3 separate regions of the Homo sapiens genome follow, and all the other regions are linked to region 1. A link is a loop called in an ENCODE intact Hi-C map of the cell type or tissue named here. Cell type or tissue: mammary epithelial cell. All regions are shown on one strand.

What was found. Peaks named below come from ENCODE experiments on the same cell type or tissue, not always from the same donor. Only the 100,000 strongest peaks of a DNase experiment are listed, where the experiment ranks them.
Region 2: it touches region 1 in a loop (5-fold over the local background); 15 of 110 quality-filtered maps call a loop at or near these places.
Region 3: it touches region 1 in a loop (10-fold over the local background); 6 of 110 quality-filtered maps call a loop at or near these places.

Annotation. Positions count from the first base shown.
Region 1 is chr10:3,807,234-3,815,233 of GRCh38, reverse strand. LOC105376364 (a long non-coding RNA gene) reads right to left here. Exons shown (of 2, transcript XR_930580.3): 2 at 6,717-7,558. Among named protein-coding and RNA genes, the nearest start is that of LINC02639, 23 kb to the left of the region's middle. RefSeq lists enhancers at 3,190-3,349, 3,650-3,899, 4,187-5,386, 5,514-5,839, 3,563-5,839 and a cis regulatory region at 4,774-5,119. In mammary epithelial cell, no CTCF peak of the experiment used is centred here; DNase peaks (open chromatin) are centred at 3,743 and 4,923; H3K27ac peaks cover 6,367 bases.
Region 2 is chr10:3,908,367-3,916,366 of GRCh38, reverse strand. LINC02660 (long intergenic non-protein coding RNA 2660) reads right to left here and starts at 4,344. Exons shown (of 3, transcript NR_183984.1): 1 at 4,321-4,344. RefSeq lists a silencer at 6,604-6,823. In mammary epithelial cell, no CTCF peak of the experiment used is centred here; a DNase peak (open chromatin) is centred at 4,446; H3K4me3 peaks cover 750 bases; H3K27ac peaks cover 1,913 bases.
Region 3 is chr10:4,341,448-4,349,447 of GRCh38, reverse strand. No RefSeq gene overlaps it. Among named protein-coding and RNA genes, the nearest start is that of LINC00703, 39 kb to the left of the region's middle. RefSeq lists an enhancer at 4,170-5,369. In mammary epithelial cell, no CTCF peak of the experiment used is centred here; a DNase peak (open chromatin) is centred at 4,747; H3K27ac peaks cover 2,625 bases.

The DNA of each region.
Region 1 (8,000 bases):
AAAAAAACCAACAACAAACAACAACAACAAACAAAAAAACAAAAAACAGACTAGTAGATTCTTTTCAAATAGCTTTTTTTTTTGCTCTGTGTATTTGCACAGCCAAAAAAAGAAAGCAAAAGAAACACCTCCATTCACTCGTTGCACGCGTGACTATCTTGCAGCAATAGAAAAGTCCTACAAGGGACTTCTCAAAACACATCCTAGTCTGCTAAAACATTCTACACCAAAAACCACATCAAAAAATATCCTAGGGGCCGGGCGCAGTGGCTCACACCTGTAATCTCAGCACTTTGGGAGGTGGAGGCTGGTGGATTTCTTGAGGTCAGAAGTTTGAGACCAGCCTGGCCAACATGGCGAAACCCCATCTCTACTAAAAATACAAAAATTATCCAGGCATGGTGGCAGATGCCTATAATCCCAGCTAGCTACTTGGGAGGCTGAGGCAGGAGAATCACTTCAATCCGGGAGGCGGAGGTTGCAGTGAGCCGAGATAGCTCTGCTGCACTCCAGCCTGGGCAACACAGCGAGACTCCGTCTCAAAAATAAATAAATAAATAAATAAATAAATAAATAATAAATAAACAGACTATACTTACCCTGTGGATTGAACTACTTCTGGATCATCCAAGAGTGTTTGCATTCAGGATCCTCGAATGTTCTGTGCATGAAAAATGAATCTAGTCATTGTGTTTTAAGTGCTTCAGTGAATCTGGCCAACGAGACAAAGTCAAGTGGCCAGAGCTTGTGTCATTTAAGAAAAAGCAGGTGACCAAGGCTCCCCTTCGGGGAGTGCCCCATATGTCCTGGCAGGGCTGGAGGGGAGGGGAGGAAACCATCAGCGACAGAGACAACGGGCTGTGGAAACCAGGCCGCTGGCCCTGGGAGTCAGCTCCCTTGAGCTTGAATTCTGATTTTTGGACTTTACCAGCTGTGTGATTTGGGGAAGATTTCCTAACTTCTCTAAGTGTTGGTTTCCCTCACATATAAATCAGAAATAATAACAGATTTGAGAGGAACATATTTTAATTTCAACAGCAGCAATTTCTCTCCAACCTCATGAGTCACCAGAGGACTTTGTGTGGCTTGATCATTGTGGTGTGCGTTCTTGTAGTGGCTTAAGCCTTAGAACAAACGCTTACTCCTCAAATGCCGGCAGATTTGTAAAATCAACGCCCTGTGTCTACTCCAAAATGCAGTTGATGTGAATGCAAACTGATGTCACTTTTAAAGCAAATTTGAGAAAATATACAGAAAGCCTTAAAAACGTATGTGTTCTGTCTTCCAGCATTTCTAATCCCAGCCTTCCCCATGAGCAATGGGGATAGTCACTATAAACCGGGTATGCATTCATACATTGTTTTCATACAATTATGTAGACCTTACAATTAAAGAAATAGATATTAATTCATTGATATAGATAATATACAGGCTACATTCTTAGAAGAATTAAAACAGTATGATAGACACCATTCTACCTTGATAAATTAAAGATGTGTGTGACTGTGAAAATAGACAGCTAGATGCCCCGTGAGCACCCCAGGTGTCCCGGCAGGGACTGGAGGGGAGGAAAACATCAGAGACAGAGATGACGAGCTATGGAAACCAGGTCCCTGGCCTTGGGATTCAACTCCCTGAAGCTTGAATTCTGATTTTGGAATTTACCAGCTGTGCGATTTGGGGGAAGATTTCCTAACTTCTCTACATGTGGGTTTCCCTCACATACAAATCTGAAATAATAACAGATTAGACAGGAAGATATTTAAATTTCAACAGCAGTGATTCAACCTCATTTCTCTCCAACCTTCGGTGTCAATAATGAAGGTATGAGGCATGAGTAAATAAACTGGACACAAAACCACTGATCTAGAAGCCTCTGTTGAAAACTCTCCTGACAGTGACCTACACAACGGCCATGTGACAACACAACAGAACCTGAGTGTTAACAAGCAGAACCCAGAACCCAGTGTCCTTTGGGATCTAGGGTTATGCTGTTACCTTCATCTGCAATTTCCCTTAGAAGAGGAGTCAGTGTACCTTCATTTGTATTAATAGAATTTATCAAGATACTTTGCACATTGTAAATACTTATGTATTTACTACTTAAAAAAAATCAGTTATCTGCGTTTTGAAGTTGCTTCAGAATTGTTCATGTCCTTTCTTGGTATCCCTGACTTTCTACAACTTGTACTTACTCAGAAATGCTTGGTACATATTTGCTGATATATCAGTGTGGTTGACTTTTTCTTTCCTCTCCAGCTGGGAACAAATTGATAGGTGTATATAGGTTGAGTATTGCTTATCCAAAATGCTTGGCACCCAAGTGTTTCAGATTTCAGATTTTTTTGGATTTGGGAATATTTACATCATAAACGTACCATTTGAGCATTCCAAATCTGAAAATCCAAAGCCCGAAATGCTCCAATGAGCATTTCTTTTGAGCATCATGTCGGCACTCAAAGTGTTTCAGATTTTGGAGCATTTTTTATTTCATAGTTTTGGATTTGAGATGCCTAACCTGTACTATCTTCTAATTATTATCATAAACAGGTGAATGAAGCTCTCAAAAGTCTGCCATACATATTGACTAAGAAGGCCCAAGCCAATGGCCTTTGTGACCGGAATTTCAGCACGGTTTATTTCTACATTAAGGAGAAGAACTTGAATTACCAGTAATTTTTTTTTAAGTCCTGCCTCCTTCCAGAATTTGAAGAATACAACGAGAGTTTCTTTCTTTCTTTCTTCTTTCTTTTTTTTTTTTTTTTTTACAAAGAAGTGTGTGGTCTGTAAGCTGCACTCTTTTAACAAGGGCTGAGCCCCAAGGAGCCCTTGGATGCATCCCACGTGATTTAGAGGAGGAAATTGGTCGCGGTCTTTGGAGCAGCCATGCCCGTGAGGCCCGGAGATGGGGCAGGATCACCTTCAGAGGGAGCAGCTCCCTGGCGGGCATGACCACCACAACTAGGGGAAATGTCAGCAGAGAAGATAAGTTGAGGACTCAGTGCAGAACAGCTTAGGGAGCCAAGAAAGCTGTCAGTGGATGGTGGAGGGAGGGTTGTGGTCTTTGGGGGGCTGGTTAAAGACTTAAATCCCCGAGATTTCCACGGGAACTGTGGCCGAGGCATTCCCTCCAGTGCCCACACTGCACTTGGAAGCTTCTCCCCACTAGGCAAGCGGAAGTTGTCCTGAGTGAGAGGGTGATGAGCTGAGTTAGGAAACTGATTCCTAAATACTCAGAGTCCCCTCCTCTGTTCTACATAGGCATCTCTGAATAGATGATTTTTGACATTTGACAAAATTGATGGCAGAGAGACAGGAGCTGAGTGATTGGTGCAGCGTTTCTCTGCACCCAAAACGTCATAGTACATGTGTCCTGAAATGTGTGGGCATCTCATCCACAGGGAAACGTTCGAAGTCACAGCTGCACCTATGCCTTTTATAGAATGACTTTCTACCCCAGCCCCTGCAGGTTAGCAAGCCTTCTGGAAACTAACTCTGACACCGCACCATTTTAGAGAATGTTTTTCACCTCTTAATAATAATCATAGTAACTCTCTCATGGGGCCCTTCCCCACACAGTTCTGCATGCTGAGTTCACTGAAATGGTCTGGCCCTGTCACTGCAGGTCATGGTATTTTCCTGCTAGGAGTTTCGGTTTCTGTTACAGACTGTGTGTGCCTGAGGTTTGCTTCTCTTGGCTGCTCTTCCACAGTGGAATGTTCTTTTTGAAATCGATGACTTTCAAGGTGATCATTACGTGCCAGAGACCCCTGTGAGCTCCTTCAGAACACCAAATTTGGACTCTCCCCAGCTCCCGAGCTGGCTGTCAAGGGTGTGAGCTGACAGTTGAGATGATTAAGCCAACTGACATCATGCCAGGAAATGCCACAATTTAGAAATTCATGTCAATGCCCACTCCTCATTCTATGAGGAAGGCCATGTGCAGTTTGCCAGAAATACTATTGAGAGGCACTAAATAACTAGCACTGATGAGTCTCTATTAAAATAAGATAACTTACTATACATTTCTTAACATATTTATGTTTACACAGGAAAAGCAAAACCATTTGACATTAGTTAAGACTTTAATTTTACTCTTTGAGCAAAGCAAGCTATATAACTAAGCTAAAAGGAAGGCAAAGACAATTTGCAAATATAAAATTGCTTTAAGGAGTCAACGTAGAGAATGATGCTATTAAGATTATCATCAGAATTCAATTACAATTTCACTCATTTTTAGTTATGAAGAAGGAACACATCCAGAAGTGCTGTGCTCGCCAACTGTTTAATATTAATTAGTGAAAACGGTGTTTCCTGATTTAGCCATGAAAGTTAGTAAAGCATTTCATTTCAAATAAATTTTTATTGAAAGCAAATTTTAAAACTACCTGGGGTTGTGTTCAGCAAGGCTTGGGAATTTGAACTTTTTCACATGTGAAAGTTTAAACCTTTTTCTTTTCCCTGTTGTGTGCAAAAATCTCCTTTTGTTTGTCCTCCTGTGGAAATCGTTACTTTCACCCATATATGGCTCCAAAAATATAAACCATCTTAGAGAGGCTGTTGAAATTATTCACTCTTGGCCTAGAGCTAATTGTGGCTTTTCACTCCTAACAGTATCTTATGAGAAAGTTGTAAGTGAAATTAGGGTCAAAATGCACATATGAAAGCCGTGTAGCATTCTCAGAAAAACCACACATGGGCTGTTTTTTCTGTTGTTTTTTTTTTTTTTTTTTTTTGAATATCTGTTTATCAAAAAGCTGCCCATGGTGATTCAGAGCCACATTTTTCCTCTGTGTGTATATACTGGAGAACTTTGACCACGCTTGCTGATTTCAAAGCAAGGCAATATCTTTTCAATGACATCAGCTTCCACTCCCTGTACCGGGAACTCACCGTTCTCTGAACTGAAAGTTGGGAGCTGGTGCCAAAGGTTGTCTCACCTGTGACTGCATTTCCTGTAAGCCCAGTTCACCCTGGCGTGGGCCTGGCCGATTCAGATAATGACACACACCTCTCCAGTTCTCACAAGCAACAGCCCCAAGACTAACTCTTCAGTCATCTCCAGACTATGACCCAGGCCATGGAGAGCAGCCACACCTGGAGAGGAGCCTGCCCTTGCTCTCCTGGGCTGTGCTGTCACTGGCAGTGAGAGTAGAACTGTCTTCCCTTCAGAATCACTGAATGATCAATAAAAAACTCTCAGCAGGGCGCAGTGGCTCACGCCTGTAATCCCAGCACTTTGGGAGGCCGAGGCGGGTGGATCACAAGGTCAGGAGATTGAGACCATCCTGGCTAACACGGTGAAACCCCGTCGCTACTAAAAATACAAAAAATTAGCCGAGTGTGGTGGCAGATTCCTGTAGTCCCAGCTACTCAGGAGGCTGAGGCAGGAGAATGGCGTGAACCCGGCAGGCGGAGCTTGCAGTGATCCCAGATCGCGCCACTGCACTCCAGCCTGGGCGACAGAGGGAGACTCCGTCTCAAAAAAAAAAAAACAACACTCTGACCCTTGTGGGCAGGAAGTGAGCCTTATAGGTTAACACGTGTGTGTGCCACAGCCAGAAGCCCCCGTGCCGACCCCTCTTCATGACATGGTTGGGGCTGCAGCTCCTAGGGACACAAACACATGAGATTCGGGGCCACAGGAGACCCCTACAGTGAAATGACAAAATGCCTCCCTGTGCAGCTCAGGCAGTGGACACCGTGTGATAAGAAATGGAAATAAAACCACCGTGTTTTTTTCTGTCCTGTAGCAGGAGGGTAGGTGCCTGCAAGCTTGTGCATTTCAGAAAGGGTGAATGACAGTGGATTCAAATTATCTCAAGGTGTTAATCCCCCATTTACATTGTGCTTCTACTGTATTGACAGACTCCTCTAGTAAGTATAAGGAAAAATTATCTCCTGGGATTCAAAGGACCAGCCTGCTCAGAAAACGGAGGAGATAAAGAATTACACACAGACACAGACAGATACACATACAAACACACACAGACCATACACACATACACACATGTAGATATGCAGGCAGACACACAGAGAGACTCACAGACACACATGCGTACACATAGACACACAGACACACATACAAACACACACAGACCATACACACATGCATACATGCACATATGCAGCAGACACACAGAGAGACCCACAGAAACACATGAATACACATAGACACAAAGACACACATACAAACACACACAGACCATACACACATACACACATGCAGATATGCAGGCAGACACACAGAGAGACGCCTACAGAGAGACTCACAGACACACATGTGTATACACAGACACACAGACATATACAAACGCACACAGAGCATACACACACACACGCAGATATGCAGGCAGACACACAAAGAGACTCACAGACATACATGTATACATACAGACACACATATACACATACATGCACACAGAGACACACAGAGACACACACGGACATACACATATATACACATGTACATACACAGATATACATACACACGTATACACATGCAGATATATAGGCAGACACATGGAGAGACACACACAGACACACATACATACACAGACATACACGCATGTACACACAGACACTGGGATATATAAGTACATATAGACACTGTAGAATGATCTTAACCATTCCTCTCTTCCTCCAGTAACTCACATTTCTAGGTGACTCTGATTTTCTTTAGCTTTAAACGAAAAAGCAAAATGCTTTCTATAATACCTCTTTGTTTGAAAGTATATTTTTAAAAAGATTCTGAATGGAAGATATTTTTTTCAAGTCCTCTCATCTTTTACTTTTCCGCTGGTGATATCCTCACTGAGTCCATTTGGACAAAGACCGTGGAGAAGCCATTGGGCGTGACACCCGGCGTGGAGCCTGCCCTTTCAGAGCAGGTCAGAGCCAAAATAGACAGCAAAGGAGAACTAAATCCAGGTTGAACAATGCTGGCCCAAAAATAGCAACAGCGTTTATGAGCACAGCAGCAGGAAAGGCTGCTAATCATTTGCCAGGATCTTTTATTTGGGTTTGTCACTATTGAGCGACACTGGGGACTTGAGGCCCCTGTCGAGCACACAAGTCCAGAATTCCAAATAAGAGACTCTAATAATAATATCTGGTGCAGAACCGTCCTTCCATAGAGAACTAAGGAGCCAGCGCCTCCCGTGCTCCCCAGGAGCTGGCAGGAGGGTTTCCTGAGCATCTGCTCTGCAGGGGCATCCCACCAGGCTCTGGCATGAATCCTCCATTCACCCTCACAGCTCCTGTTCGTAGCTTTCAGTGCTCCATGCTACCAATGAGGAAACTGAGGCCCAGAGAGTAAGACGGCCCAAGGCCACGCAGCTGGAAAGCTCTTCCTGTCACACCACGGATCTCGAGTGTTCTGTGCAGTAGGGAAACCTTAGACACTCTTCACTGCAGAGGGTGGTGCAGCCGAAAGTGTAGATCGCAGGGTAACTCTCCCAGAGCACAGCCACCGAGTGCAGGAGGCATGCAGAAGGGACGGAGAAGCATCCCCTCAGGGATGGGTGGACAGAAGTGGCTCTCCCAGGTGGCCTGATCTCTGTGGAAGGCAACACTCTCATCAGCAAAGGCAGCCAGCAGGACAGTCAGTCCACATAAACAACCAGCCAGAAGGAGAGAAGTGACTTTACAGCTCTTGACCGCACTGCGGGCTGGGATGCAGACGGATACGGCTGGAGCTATGGGATGTTATAGGGACGCAGAGCTAAGTAAGTCTGCAGGGGGCTTGAGGTTTGGCAATTCACAGCCAAGATTCCAAACCAAGGGAGGCTGCCTGGAGGGATGAGGTCTTAAAATGGGAAGTGAAAGCAGTGTGCAGGCATCCATCAATCTATGGCAGGAGGATTATTCTCCTGAAGCACAGAGCAGACTGGCAGAGAGAGGGCCTGGAAGGGAGGACCAGCTAGCTGGAGACAACTGCAGAACGCAATTATCGGTCTGATTTGAACTGAAGCAGGAAATGGCAACCCTAGTTGATATCT
Region 2 (8,000 bases), 100 kb before region 1:
CTAACACCACTCAGCTTGTAAGTCAGAAATCAGCCTCGAAACCTAGACAGTATAACCCCAGCACTTGCAAACCTGCCCACCATCCCACCACACTCCATGGCCTAACAGGATGAACTGTGCCTCTCAGCAGAAATTTCATGGACCCTGGAACTGGAGCATGGAATCAAATCACATAGCTTTACCTGGGAGTTGGAGGGAGGCCTCCTGTAGCATCTAGGTCTCATAAAAATTTTATAAATATGGGCAGACCAGGGAGTATTTCATCAACTGGACCAGTATCAAGGCTTCCAAAGAGATCCCAGTATCATTCCTAACCAACCATGTGAACACGTGCATGTTACTAGCCTCTCTGAATCTCAGTAACTCACCTATAAAATGAGAATGAGAATATCTCACTCCTAGAGTCCTGGGAGATTGGAAGACATCATCTACATGAAATGCTTACAGAAAGCATGACAGGAAATGCTTTACATTGGTTTTTCTTGACAATTCTTGATCTTTAAGTTTGTTTTATTTTATTTTATTTATTTTTTGGAATGGAGTCTTGCTCTGTCACCCAGGCTGGAGTGCAGTGGCACCATCTCAGCTCACTGCAACCTCTACCTCCCAGGCTCAAGCGATTCTCGTGCCTCAGCGTCCCAAGTAGCTGGGATGACAAGCATGTGCCACCATATCTGGCTATTGATCTTTAACTTCTAAATCCCCACCAGCCTGGATAAACTCACATCACCATTTTGCCTAAATCTGCTAGTTTAATAGGCCCCAACTGTTAATACAAACAGAAAATAACTGCATGCTGTAGTATTGTCTGATTTCTGTGGTGTAAATTTGAAGCTACTAATGACTATGATAAGAATATTTACACCATGGAAATTGGCCAACACTACAAATCAGAGTTGTTTGTGTTATTTTGTTTCATTTTGTTTTGTTTTTTTTACCAAAATACCACTTTTCTTTTTTGTTTTTTAACTAGAACCTTCATCACCAGTTCATCTGTCAATTCATTAAATATTTATTGAGAAAATACTATTCCTGGACTTGAGCATAGACCAGTAAATAGGAGAGGTAGGGCTCTGCCTTCATGGAGCCTACATTTTAGTGAAAGGTGACAAATCATAAACAAGTAAATCAGTGAACTTGACAATTTCAAATTTCAATACAAGGTAAGAAGAAAATAAAGCAAGTGTAGAGTGTGACTTGGGGAGGAGAGGCCATCACTCGGGGGCTATAAGGAAAGGCACGTCTAAGAAGGTGACACTTGAATAGAGCAGAGGATGGCAGGGAGGAGGATGGCAGGGAGCCAGCCACAGGAAGAACCGGGGCAAGAAAATTCCCGGCAGGAGCACATGCATGCAGAGGCTCTGAGGCAGGAGGAGACATAGCTGAGCCTGGAAATGCAGCTAGCATGCCACTGCCAGATGAACACAGGGCATAGCTGTGTGACGATGCTGGCAAGACAGGAAGGAGAGCCCACCCTGACAGGGCCTTGCAGGCCACACCGGGTGGTGCTTGAGTGTCACCAGCAGGTGCATCTGCAGCTCCAGCTAAGGCTGGATGAGGCAAGTGCTGGAAGAGATGGGGGGCTTCCTAACATGCTCCCATCTGAACCCTTGCTCTCACCTAATAGAACCCTACTCTGTTCTCATTATCAGCTTTAGTGGTATCAAGTCCAGGACCAAGGCAAGCACTTCCCCAGATATAACACCAATAGAGGTTGTCCATGGAACCAAATGATCTCCAAACTGAATCAAATGAGCTAGGAGACAATTGATCTTGAACAAGAGACAAGAGAAGTTTGGATATCTGCTACCAGCAGGCACTCTGATACAATATTTTGATTATGAGGTCATGTTGTACAACAACCAATTTCTCTAACTTGACAGGTACCAGATGCACACACTTGAGTTGTGTTGATAGAAGCTCAGCTGTATCCAGTGACTTGTGACAGGTATCTGTTTCCTTCTTTATTTCAATTGCATCCTTGCCCTGTTTCAGAACCCCGTCTAATACCTACAATCATACTCAAGAAATACAACGTCGGGCAAGTGATTCAACACTGCTATTCCTCAGGTTCCTCATCTATAAAATGGGCTAATAATATAATAGTACATGCTGGAGTGGGCAGTATGAGGCCTGGATAAATTGATTTGATGCTTTTACAAGCCCTTAGAGCCATACCTGACACAGAGTTAAGGGTCCAATAAATATCAACTAATTAATTGATTGCTAATCAACACCTCTCCATCTGCTCTTTATGGAACTTTGCTCTAGAAAAAAAAAAAAAGCAATCACAGAATTCAGGAGCCTGAATAACCTGTACAGGCTGAGCACCTCAAGTCTGAAAATCTGACATCCAAAATGCTCCAAAATTTGAAATTTTTTGAATGCCGACATGAGGCTGAAAGGAAATTCTTATTTGGAGCATTTCAGATTTTGGATTTTTGAATTTGTGATGCTCAACTGATAAGTATAATGCAAATATTCCAAAATCCAAGATGATGCATTGGAATGAGGAAGAAAACAGATATCTGTCACAAATCACGGGACACAGCGGGGCTTTCATCAACCTGTCCCCCTACCTGCGGCTGTGAAAATCTGAAATGCTCCAAAAAAATTCATGATCCAAAACTCTTCTGGTCCTAAGCACTATGAATAAGGGATACTCAACCGTCCTATTGTTTAGCCACCTTCTGCCCTTGACTGGCGAAAGTGTCCAGGGCAGGGGACTAAGATTTTCTTCCGGAAGCTCCCTAGGAAGCTCTTCATGTAATTCTTATTTCCTCCTGCTCAGTCCTCTACAGAGAAGGGCAGAAGATCAAAGCCAGTTTGGTTTGCTCAAGGACAGGTGGTTCTTACTCTCTAGCAACACAGTCCCAGGGCCCTAAGCCTTCTGGTCAACCACTCTTCATTATTTTTGCCACTTTCTCCGGAAAAGTTGGGTTTCTTTGCATCCTTTTTGAAATATGTTACAGAGACATGAGCGCAACCCATGCCCTTGGACAGAGGTGTCCTGTCAAGAAGGCCCCATCTCTGGGTCTAGGCCCTGTGTGCCACTGAGGTCCCTGTAAAGCCCTTCTTTCCCAGCCCATCTGTCTGGGGTCACTTCTGGCCCCAAGCTCTTTTCTTCCAATATTTGTACCTAACAAGCCTTTTTTTTCTTGCATTTGTACTGTTTGAATTTCATCAAGCATATAATTGTGTTTGTTCCAATGGTAAAAATAATATTTTACTATTTACCTACTTTTTTCAAAGGGCATAGGTTCTCTAAATACTAAGTGGTAGGCAGTGTGCTGAGGGCTGGGGCTGCCAAGGTGAGTCAGAGAAACCCCTGAGTGTGCTGTGCTACCTGCCCGGTGCAGGAAACAGATATCCGAACAGACGATGGGAAAGAAGTGGGTTCTGTGAAGGTGAACAAATGTCCAGGAGGGACATGGGAGGCTGCCTCCAGGGCTGATCTAAACAGACCCCCACGCCTACCCCAGGTTTTCTGGGGGTTTTACTGCTGCTGCCGCTGATGTGAAAGGCGGTCCGTGATGTTGGTGCTCTCCCTTCCCCTCTCTTCCATCCTTCCCAGAACTCTGTGCCTTGGGCCAGGCAAGCTCAACCTTAAAGAGCGGAGGAAGAGGTGAGAAAGAATGAATGAATATTGGCCGGGTGCGGTGGCTCACGCCTGTAATCCCAGCACTTTGGGAGACCGAGGCTGGTGGGCCACCTGAGGTCAGGAGTTGGAGACCAGCCTGGCCAACATGGTGAAGCCCGTCTCTACTAAGAATACAAAAATTAGCCAGACATGATGGCACAGCCTGTAATCCCAGCTACTCAGGATTCTGAAGCAGGAGAATCGCTTGAACCCGGGAGGGAGGTGGAGGTTGCAGTGAGCCAAGATCGTGCCACTGCACTTCAGCCTGGGCAACAGAGCGAGACTGTCTGAAAAAAAAGAAAAAGAAAAAGAAAAAAAAGAATGAATGAATCTACTTCTTCTTCTGTTAAGACAAAAAGGCCCCTAATATTTTTCCAGAGGAAGAGATAGAAGAGGTAATAGCAGCTGAGAGCACCTAGAAAAAAACAGCACTTCCCAGCTGTAGCTCTCTCCAGTGAAAACGCTGAACTCAGAACAAGCATTGTGAAGTCGCAGGCGAGAGAGGCCAGCTCAGGAGGGCCCCCTGACCGCCCCAACAGACCCCACTCACAATCTCTGCTGCACATCTGCCCATGGAACAATGGCACTCCGAGCTCCTGCTCCAGATCCTCATCTTCAGCTAACAAATCAGAAAGATGAACGTCCACGGGCAACGCAGAAAACATCATAGAGATCCCTACCCAGGTTTGTCCTCTTGCTCAAAGAAAGAAGGTCGTGCATTCAGGACAAGTAACGACTTGCTGTAGCTTATCTCCTTCAATCCCAAATAGTTCTCATAGTTGGCTGAGAGAGGAGAGACCAGCCGCCTGTAATACCATCTATGATGCCTGCTCCCTTCTCTCCCTTCCAACATTTCTCCTTGACAACCCCACACCAAGAATAAACAGACGGGAAGGCAAAGATGAGCTACAAAGTTTTGAGCAACAAAGCAGGTCAAGTGGGGAATGAATACTCCCCAGCAAAACACAGAGGATCCGATTCAAGAGTTCATTGTGAATATAAGCACATAGGTTAAGCCTGCATACACCGAAAATAAAAATAACCATGCCTGATTTCAAGACTGAGACAGAAGAAAAAAATTACTCAGATAGATACGGTGGTCATCTTCACAGCCTTTTGAGCTAGCCAATATTCACTTCAATTGCCTGAGGTTTGCAGTAACTCGCTTTGGGTTCTAAAAGACACAGTGGGCTCACTGTCCCCCTTTGGGTGTCCCTCTCTGCACAGATAAACCAGCGGCACGCGGAGGGCATGAGATAGAAGCCTGTCCACAAGGGAGGAATTATCTTTTACAGGCAATCTGGGAGCACCATTGAAAAATGCTCTTCTGTGATGAAATTATGAATGCTTTCACATCAAACAAAAATGTATTGTCTAAACCCTGGGTGAATATTGGATGTCATTTTTTTTTCTGCTCAGCATTTTGATATAACTATGCAATAATCTCCAAGTAATTTCATGTTTACATACACCAGGTGACACACGGCATATGTGAAATTATGGCACTTAGGAATATTAAAGGCATCTAATGCATAATGAAAACCGTATATTGAAGAATAATTTTTCTTCTACAGTTTTATAAGCAGTTGACAAAAAGCTGACAGGAGAAATTCTTCCAATAATGGAAGTACTCTCAGGTTTAATTCTCTTATAACAATTCTATTATGCATAAAGTAAGACGGAAGAAGTCATTGGCTTATGATCTAAAGGAAAGCATAATCGCAAAACTATTGCAATCAATGCTGTTGAAAATAATTCTGCAGATAAAAATTTAATAATTTTATATGAAGATACACTGAATTACAATTTTAGGTCAAGTTGATCTTTCAAAGACAGACTGACTACCTTTTTGAACAAAAAAGACTATGCCACGTGGTATAGTTTATGTCTACCCTTTGTCTAAGGAAGCAAAATACATTTGAACAATTATTTAATTGAATCTACTTAACATCATTGATTATTTACACCTAAAATAACTGCTAGCTAAATATCAGGATTTCTGTCTTAAAATTGTCCAGATCATTTCCTCAGATCTCCAAAATGTTTTGCTAATAATACATGCCTAAATAAATATACCTAATTAAGCAAAACAATGCGGATTTGGTTCATTAATCCTCTTCATCAACAAGGTCATTTATTAAACACCTATTTTGTGCTAGCCATTAAAGGAAGCTCGTGCTAATGAGCCTTTCTCCTGATAAAAAGTGAAGAGTTTGGAAGAGGCAGACCATGTTTTCCGCAGCCTAGGCCACACCACGTCACTTTTTTTTTTTTTTTTTGAGATGGAGTCTTGCTCTGTCCCCCAGGCTGGAGTGCAGTGGCATGATCTCGGCTCACTGCAAGCTCCGCCTCCCAGGTTCACGCCTTTCTCCTGCCTCAGCCTCTTGAGTAGCTGGGACTACCGACCCGCCACTATGCCTGGCTAATTTTTTGTATTTTCAGTAGAGACGGGGTTTCACCATGTTAGCCAGGATGGTCTCGATCTCCTGACCTCGTGATCCACCTGCCTTGGCCTCACAAAGTGCTGGGATTACAGGCGTTAGCCACTGCACCCGGCCTTCTTTTTTCTTGAGATGGAGTCTCACTCTGCTGGAGTGCAATGGCACGATCTCTGCTCACTGCAGCCTCTGCCTCCCTCCTCAGTAGCTGTGACTACAAGCAATTCAGCTGCGTCAGCCTTCCAAGTAGCTGGGACTGCAGGCGCATGCCACCATGCCTGGCTGATTTTTGTATTTTTTGTAGAGACGGGGTTTCATCATGTTGTCCAGGCTGGTCTCGAACTCCTGACTTCAAATGATCAGCCCGCCTCGGCCTCCCAAAGTGCTGGGATTACAGGCGTGAGCCAGCGTGACTGAGCCCACATCACTCTTTAAGCCTTGCTTCCTCTGCCCAGTTAGACAGCCCACCTCTGCCCACACAGCCCACCTTGTCTCAACTTCTATCCTTATTTGGTCCATTACATTTTCGGGTGCAAGTTCTGCTTCACAGGCAGCAAAATGTGCTAAAATCCTTCCAGGCACAGAGGGAACATCAGCTCCTTCATGAGCTCTTCCCTGATGTGGGTCATCCATGGTTCATTGTTTCGAGGAGCTTAAAAGACTGACATGTGTCCACGTGTGCTAAAAATGGAAACGCCTGAGCTACATGACATTTAAAGGAAACGGGCAGAAGCACGTGCAGGTTATTCTCCACCGTCACCGCCCAGCCCCGTTCTCTGCCTGCTTGGCCCTGGAAGGTGGCAGCTGAACGAGTTTGGCTTAGTGAAGACAGTAGAGATGTCTGGGAGGGAGGAGCGACTTCAGGTTTTCTTGCCCTGTGCCCTCCCTGCTTGGGCACCGCCTCATGGCGATAACAGGGTTCCTCCTGGGTTCCTCGAACCCGGTGGCCTTTCTCAGGGTGCTGTTTCTGGCTGGGCTCCTTCACTAACGCATGTCTTTACGTTGCCCTGGGTCCTGGGGTGCTGTGGCTCCCCATTTGCTGGTCTCTGGGGTCTCACTGTGTCTTTATCACGTCCACCAGCAGGAGACACTGGAGCCAGGTCTAGTGTATTGAGATATTTTTAAAGTAGTTTGAATGACATCTCATGATTTTTATTTGTTCTTAGAGGTCTTCCAAAAGGCAAAGAAAAAGAATACATTTTTTTTTTTTTTTTTTTTTGGCCAGGTGTGGTGGGCTCATGACTATGATCCTAGCACTTTGGGAGGCCAAGGCAGGCACATCGTTTGAGCCCAGGAGTTCAAGACCCACCTGAGCAACAGAGTGAAACCCTGTCTCTACGAATACTTTAAAAATGAGCCAGGCGTGGTGGCACTCACCAGTGGTCCCAGCTACTCAAGAAGTGGAGGTGAAAGGATCACTTAAGCCCAGTGGTCGAGACTGCAAAGAGCCATGATCATGCCATTGCACTCCAGCCTGGGCAACAGAGTGAGGCCCTGTTTCAAAAAAAAAAATACCATTTTTGTAACACAATAAAACATTTAATCTTTTCATTGTCATATAAGTCCATTGGATTCTGTTTTAAAAATTACCATTTTTATAACAGAACAAAATGTATTTAATCTTCTAATTGTCATATAAGTTCATTGAGTTCTGTTATAAAATCAAGATACATTACGGAATCTTTGAGGTCTTATTTTTCCCCTGTCTTAAAATGTTTCATTATTTTTTAATCTGAGGGATTATATCATTATCACTCATCCTTACTCAGCGATTATTCCCAATAATGCTAAAAAATACTAAAATAATGGGAGATGGAGGCGATATGGAAGGCCTACGAGGTGATGCAAATGCCAAACAAGTAATAGTTTCCAGTTTTCTTCTTCCAGTTTCCAAACGATTGCACAATCTTCCGAGAAGATTC
Region 3 (8,000 bases), 530 kb before region 1:
TAATGAATGGATACATAAAATGTGATACGTTGATATAATGAAATATTATTCAACCATATAAAGGAACAAAAAACGAATACATGCTACAACATGGACGACTCTCTAAAATATTATACTAAGTAAAGGAAGTCAAACACAAAAGACCACGTTATATGATTCCATTTATATGAAATGTCCAGAGCAGGCAAAACTATTGGAGTCAGCAAGTAGATTAGCGGTTGCCTAGGGCTGCTGGGATTAGAGAAAAATGGGAGCGTAACTGCTAAAAGGTACTGGGTTTTTTTTTAAGTGATAATAATATTATTAAATTGATTGTGGTGATGATTGCACAACCTTGTGAATATAATAAAACCACTGAATTGTATATTTTTTAAAAGGGTGAATTTGACATTTTAATTATATCTCAATAAAGCTGTTACCAAAAAGAATGTATTGCAGAAAATAAGTGAGCTGGTGAATAATTGTTATTTAAACACCTTTGATTCTTTGGAAGGAGATTACTGTGGAGTACAGACAATCGTAATCTCAGCTTCCTCACATTTTCAACACTTTGCAAAACTCATAGCAATGCCATTTATAAACATAAGAAATGAGAAGATAAGGACTTTTTTATGCAGTTAATATGGCCTTTTGATTCTGTATAAAGCATGCCTACAAGAAGTAAATGAAGTTAATGACCACTTATTGTCTGCAGGAAGTGTTCAATACTGATTATGTTAAAATAACAATGTCTTTTTTTGGCAGACAGTTTTAGTATGGCAACAAAGAATATGAACCTCTATTTACCAGATTGAATCATTCAGTTAGCTTAGTTAAACTTTATAGCTAACATCCTATTAGATTCACTGGAATTTGGTACTATTTATTGATTCAAAAATATTTATTTTTAATATTTTATTTTATTTCAACAGTTTTTAGGAAACAGGTGGTTTCTGGGTACACGGATAAGTTCTTCGGTGGTGATTTCTGAGATTTTGTTGCACCCATCACCCTGAGACCCAATAATGTGTCAAAGAAACTACTAAACACAAAGTTTAGGTTCAAAAGACTCGTGCTCTTCTGGAAATGTATTTTCCTATTTATTTGCTTCCTTGTTACATGTTAGAGGAGGAAGATTGATAATTCTTCCCATCTAATGAACTCAGAGCCAATAAAGCATTGTTGCTTTCATGGAATTACGTTGGGACATTTAACTGAAGACAAGCCACTTTCTTGGAAACATAGAACGTTTGTCTGGCTGCTGGAGGACCTGTAGTCTACTTGATAAAAAGTAAAGGTGACTGTCCCTGGAGGCAAATATATGGACCAGGAGGTGTCTATGTTTACAACAAAATGCAAATACTACCAAGACTCTCTTCCTTTTTGTGAAATGTAGCTTGATCTCATTATGAAAGATAAAATGTGACTTTATGAAACTGTATAATATATTCCCACTTTGGTAAATGAAAAGTAAATTTGACAAGAAGAATATCTTCCACAATATTAAAAGTTGTGATATAGGAGTAGCAGAATTACAGGTGATTTTAAAACTCGTACAGCAGATTTCAGTTACTTTTCACATCCTCCCTTCTCTAGAACAATACCTGGGGAAGAGGAGGGAAGACATTTTCAAAGCTCAAGAGTTTCTCATTCATTCATTTATACACTGGTGCTTTTTGAGCAGGTTCTGCACCACGCACAATGACAGGCCCCAGACAGGCCCCGGGGGGCACACTGGACGTCAGTCTTCCTGTCACTTAATTTGGAGTTTCTTTAATACATAGACTTCACCATTTTTACTTTATACAAAGTTCCAGCCACACAAGTGTGTTCTTGTCCTTGATTGCTCTGTGATAGGTGTGTGTGGGGCGGGGAAGGCAGAGCTGTCCAGGGGTTGAGAGTCATTGAGTTCAAAAACACTTGAAACAGTAAGTTTCATGTTATTCTTGACTTAAGGTATCATCGACTTACACAAGTGTATTGAAAGATTTTCCTTCGCATGCTTTCATTTATATACAAAACCAAATTATCACATTGAATGCTATATTTTATGTATAAGATAAATATACATATTATATATGTAATATGTATACATAAAGTATATGTATTACATATATACATTTACTCACATATGTAAATATATATGTTTTCTGTAATCATGAGCTGAAGAGCAGTAACTGGGAGAAAAATGTAAATATCACACACTGACCATTCTGAGAGTACGGCAAAATACCTTTTGTATGTGTGTGTGTATATACATATATGTGTGTATATATACATATATACATATATATGTGTGTGTATATACATATATGTGTGTATTATATATACATATGTATAATACACACATATATATACACACACAGACACACACACAGAAGGGTGTATATATATATTTACACACACACACACACACAGTCTGCAGAAATATATATTTAATGGGAATTTTGAGTCAAAGAGATAGTGACTAAATTAAGCATATTGGCAGTTTGAAAATAACACCTATGGCTGGGTGCGTTGACTCATGCCTGTAATCCCAGCACTTTGGGAGGCCAAGGCGGGTGGATCACCTGAGGTCAGGAGTTCAAGACCAGCCTGGCCAACATGGTGAAACCCCATCTCTATTAAAAATACAAAAACCAACTAGCCATAGTGGCAGGCGCCTGTAATCCCAGCTACTTGGGAGGTTGAAGCAGGAGAATCGCTTGAACCCAGGAGGTGGAGGTTACAGTGAGCCGATATCTGGCCACTGCACTCCAGCCTGGGTGACAAGAGCAAAACTCCATCTCAAAAAATAATAATAATAACACCTATGAAAATTAAGAGTAAATATTCTTAAAGTTTATTTTATTCTTATACTGTTTGCATTTACATGTGAGCATCTGACTGTAACTTGAACATCAAAATTATGTTTGGAGAATTCACTTTACTAATGAACAGTTCTTAACAAATGACCATGTGAGACTCAACTCTGGCTCTAGCCTCCAGCTGCTTCTTAGCCAAATATTTTTGAGTCTGGAAAGATGACTGGAAATTACATCAAAACAACATTTTGCATGGATTATCTGATACGTCCTTATTTTTGGCCAGACCAAAAATACTGTCAAAAGAGACTGCTATTTCTTCTTTTCACCCTGACAGAAACATGAAAACTATGATCAAAGTTTTCACTGAAGGGTCCCATGTAATGTTCTGTGCTTTGTTTTTCAGCAAAAGACTGCTTTATAGTAGTTTGAATTTAGGTTAACATTTGAGATCTGGTTTTCTTTCTTGGCTGAGGTAGTTCAGCTCTCCTTTGTTTGTTTAAAAGGAAACATCAACTTTCCAATTTACTCTCTAAAATTGGTTTTTGTAGTTCCCTGCTGGACTGGAAAGGCACCATCTGTTTTAATAATACTGAAGTGAAAGGGGGAAAGTTTGTGAAATGGAAGTCAACTGGGAGTGCTCTTAGTCATCACAGCTCCACTTGGAGAAGAATCCACTGTTAAGTTCATGAATTTACGTTAAACCCTGGTCAACCCAGGTAGTGTAACAATCAACACAGACTTCCATGTTCTGGCAAGGGACAGTCAGTGAGAAAATTTTACATACTGGCAAACCAGCAGCAAAAATAATCAAAATATCAGGCAGGGAAGAAAAAAAAAAACGTAAACATGTACGAAGAAAACTTCAGCTGTGAAAGAAATACGATATTTAAGTTGACTAAAATCTTTCCTTTTTCCTTTAATTCATAAACTTCACCATTTTTGCCCCTCCCTCCCTCACTGCCTTCCTTCCTTCCTTCCTTTCTTTCTTCCTTCCTCCCTTCCTTCTTCCTTTCTTTCTTTTTTTGGACATTTACATATTATTAGATTTGTTCAGGTTTTGATCATTACTGGAAGATGAGAAATTCTTGCCTCCAAGCCCAAATAATGCTAACCCTTATTCTCTGGACATTTGACAGCAGAATTTCCTTATCCTGACACTGAAACAAAGATTCTATTTCTCAGCATTGAAAGGTCTGCCTACAACTCATCTGTTCATTGGTTGATGGATGGACTGATTTGTTCTTACCTGGAACTGATTATTTAGTAACTAAACTACACACATACAAACACACACACACAACAAATGCACATACATACAAACAAAAATTAAAAAACCACACACACTTAAACACATACAACACACATGCATACATAACACACACAAATATACACACACGTATCTGGGAGGTCCCAACCTTCCAGGGGGAAACTGTCTCATGCTGCTTAAAGCTTCCACAGGCCGCACCTGCTGTTCCAATTTGCCCCTCTCTCCAGTGGTTTGAAAGGTAAGCTGCAAATAAATGAGCACTATGTATAGCTGACCTTGCTTAGAGTGGCATTTTAATGCATTTGACTACACCTGCCTCTAATTTCAGTGTTGATATTTTAATGCAATCCAACAAATTTCTAGGAGTGAATTTGCAAAATTTAAGCAAGTATTGCAAGATGAGCTGGGAACAAGCAGGTGCTCTTCTGTAAAAATATACATGGGGCCGCTGCCGGCACTGATTTCCTTAGCATGTTATCAAATGCCCTGCTGTAGCAACAGTCTTTTTCTGTTTTCTTCTGATGCTTAACTGGAGGATGATTCAATCGTAGACCAAGAAACCGTGGTTGAATTACAACATTCAAAACAGCCCGTGTGTAATGGCTCAGAGCTCCTCTGGATGGATCTTGCATCTCTAAGCTAAATGCAAGTTCACAGATTCCTAAAAATACCCCCTGATGTGAGTCATCCTGTTCCAAAGAGCTCTGAAGAATGTTTTCCACAGAAGTGGCGAGGCACAGCCCCAGGGTGTGGAGCTCTCGTCTGAGTTATGTAGGCAACTTGCGTCAGCCACATACTATGTTATAGTCTCCATATTCCCTGGCGCTGAGCGTGGATAGCTGGAATGATCTGTTGAAATACAAACCTCTGCAGCAGCTTCAACTCTGCCTCCCATGCAACTTCCCCAAACAAAATGGATCTGTGTCAAAGGAGAGGTGCGCAGGTCACTCAAGGTGTGCTTTCTATCAAAGGGTTTTTTTCAAGAAAGAAACCCAAAGCCAGAAATAAACATGGTAGCCTTGGGCTTTAAGGAAAAAACAAAACAGACAAACAAACAGACAAAAAAAAAACCTGTCTTTCTTAAAGCTTCCCCATTTTCAGACTCTCACACTGAAAGTTGAGAGATAGTTTTGCCTCCTCCGTGAGGTGGGTGGAGGGTGCTGTGAGAGAGGGAATCTCAAGCTGGCCCAGATCAGCTGTGGAATAGATGCACTGAGAAGATGCTGAGGTTTCCACATAGATGCCCCCTTCTGTCACAAGTGCAGACTCTGAAGACGCAGTTGGCCTGGGCCCCATTGCTCTGCTGTCTCCAGGAGTCATTAGTGGCACTTTATCAGAGGATCCTGGATGAAAGGAGAAATCAAATCATTTTCTAAGAGTGGGACTTCAGGCATGTGAGCCTGTGTTTTAAGAGAGAATAACTCTTTTAATGCTCCGGAAACTGCACAGCTGGAAGACTGCGGCTCAATGTACACATGTGGATAGCACAGTTGCCTTGGGTCTTTCTTCAAAATAATAGGATATAAATTATACACGAGGAAAACAAGAGAGGGTTGGTGCTGATTATCAGCTTGGACAATCAATCATACACTTTAAATTTGAAAATAAAATATTTAGGGGCACATGGCTTCATTGACTCTAATAAAAGTGTTTTATCCTCTGATTCTCACAGAAAATCTCTAGAATCTTGCTCTTTTAAGAATTCATTATTCCCTTGTTTCCAAATAGGAGCTTACCAACTATACAATAATTTTTTAAAAACAATTTAAAAGTCATATGTAATTTAGAAATTTGTCAGATTACTACCTCGTAGTCTAAGCAGCAGTTACAAGGTTATCTAGAGACTGTTTCAGAATCTTTAGTTTTTGAGCCCTATTAAAAGAAACATATTCCTTACTTTATAAAGACATAAATGGTCAAGCAATTTTAAAAAGCAACCAACTAATACTTTATTAAAATTCATACAAAAATTTACCATCTTAACCATTTAATTTGAACAACTCAGAGCCATGTAGTACAAGCACAGTGCCGCACCAATGTCATCACTCTCTGGTTCCTGAATGTTTTCATCCCTCCGGAAGGAAACCCCACACACATTAAGCTGTCACTCCCCATTCTCTCCTCTCTGCAGACTCTAGCAACTCTCAATTTGCTTTCTGTCTGTGTGGATTTGCCTATTCCCGCGATTTTATCTAAATGGAGTCAGATGGTGTGTGGCTTTGTTTACTTAGCATGACGTTTTCCAAGTTCATCCATGTGGGAGCGCATGTTAGTGTTTTTCTCCTTTTTATGCCTAAATCATATTCCATTGTATGGGTGGACCATGTTGGGTTTATCCATTCAATCGTGGATGGGTATTTGGTTTATTTCTACCTTTTGGCTATTATGAATAATGTCGCTATGATTATTCATACACAAGCTTTTGTTTGAACACCTGTTTTCAGTTTTGGGGGGTATATACCTTGGGGTGGAATTGCTTCGTCATAGGGTAATTCTACCTTTAGCTTTCTGAGAAACCAACAACCGTTTTTTCACAGTGGATACAGTGGTTTCACCATAGTCCTTTCCCACCAGCAATGTGTGAGGGTTCCAGTTTTTCCTCATTTCCAGCAATACTTGTTATGTTCATTAAAAAAAAAATAGTTACTATAGCCACCCTAGTGGGTACGGGGTGGAATCGCATTGCGGTAACTCATTATTAAAATGCAATCTGAAGCAGCACCGGAATTACTGTGCACAGAGTGAGGTAAACTAGCAGGCTCATTCTATTTTCTATTTTTCTTTTTGTCCCATAAGAATATTTAGGCCTATTCTAACAAAATGGCCCAACTCTCCACTTTTTGCAGAGGCAGATGACATTTAATCTATAGCCATGTGTGTCTGATTGAATACACCATCTCCCACTACTCTTGTAATGGCAGATTTCTTGGAAGGAGTGGTTATTTACATTCTGGTCCTCCCCATTCCCACCCCTGGCTATTTCTTGACTAACGCTGATGTTCTACTTTATCTACACCAGAGAGACATTTCCTGCAAAGGTCCTCATGCTACCTTGGTCCCTCCATCTAGTCTCCTATGTTGAGTCCTTCTGCTCCTTGGCCTGCACCAGGCTGACCCTGCTGGCCTGCAGTTCTCAGAACATGCACTTCTCTTAGCATTCATGGCCTGCTACTCTTCTGATTCTTGGGGGTTTTCTTCTTCTGATCCTTATGTGCCCATCCTGACCACTTATCAGCTGTCCCTGCTACCCAGTGACATCTTTCCTTCTCCTTCCCTAAGTGCAGGGATGATTGTTCTCCTTAATGCACACTCTCCTTAAAGAATCTTGTATGCTTTTTTTGCTTTGTTGTTTTGGAGGTGTGTGTGTGTATATGTGTTTGTATGAGTGTGCACCCGTGTGTGTGCATGTGTGTACATGAGCATGAGTATGTGCATGTGTGTGCATGTTTATGTGTGTACATGCATGTGGGTGTGGTGCATGTATGTATGTGTGTTTATGTGGTGCATGTATGTGTGTATATGAGCATGATGAGTGCGTACATATATGTATGTGTGTGCACGAGCATGTTTATGTGTACATGCATGTGTGTGGGTGTGGCGTATGTATGTATGAGTGTGTATATGTGTGTGAGTATGTGTGTATGGGGTGTGTGTGATTAGTAATTCATCTACTTATCAATATTGAGAAATTAGTGTCATCTTTTAGGCCTTCGTTTCCATCCCCAAATCTAATCAGTTTTCAAATTTTCTGATTCTGTTGCCTTTCAGATTCCAATTCTGCCTTTTCTGATTCTAAATGCTTCTCAGATCCTAGGAAGTAGGAGAGAATCAAGTGATGGGGTGAAAAGAGTCAAGACATATTGAAAAAGATGTTAGGAAACAACAGGTAACTTTTGTTACTCCCAGCATGGCCAGTGATCAGCACTTCTGTTCAGTGTGGTTGCACG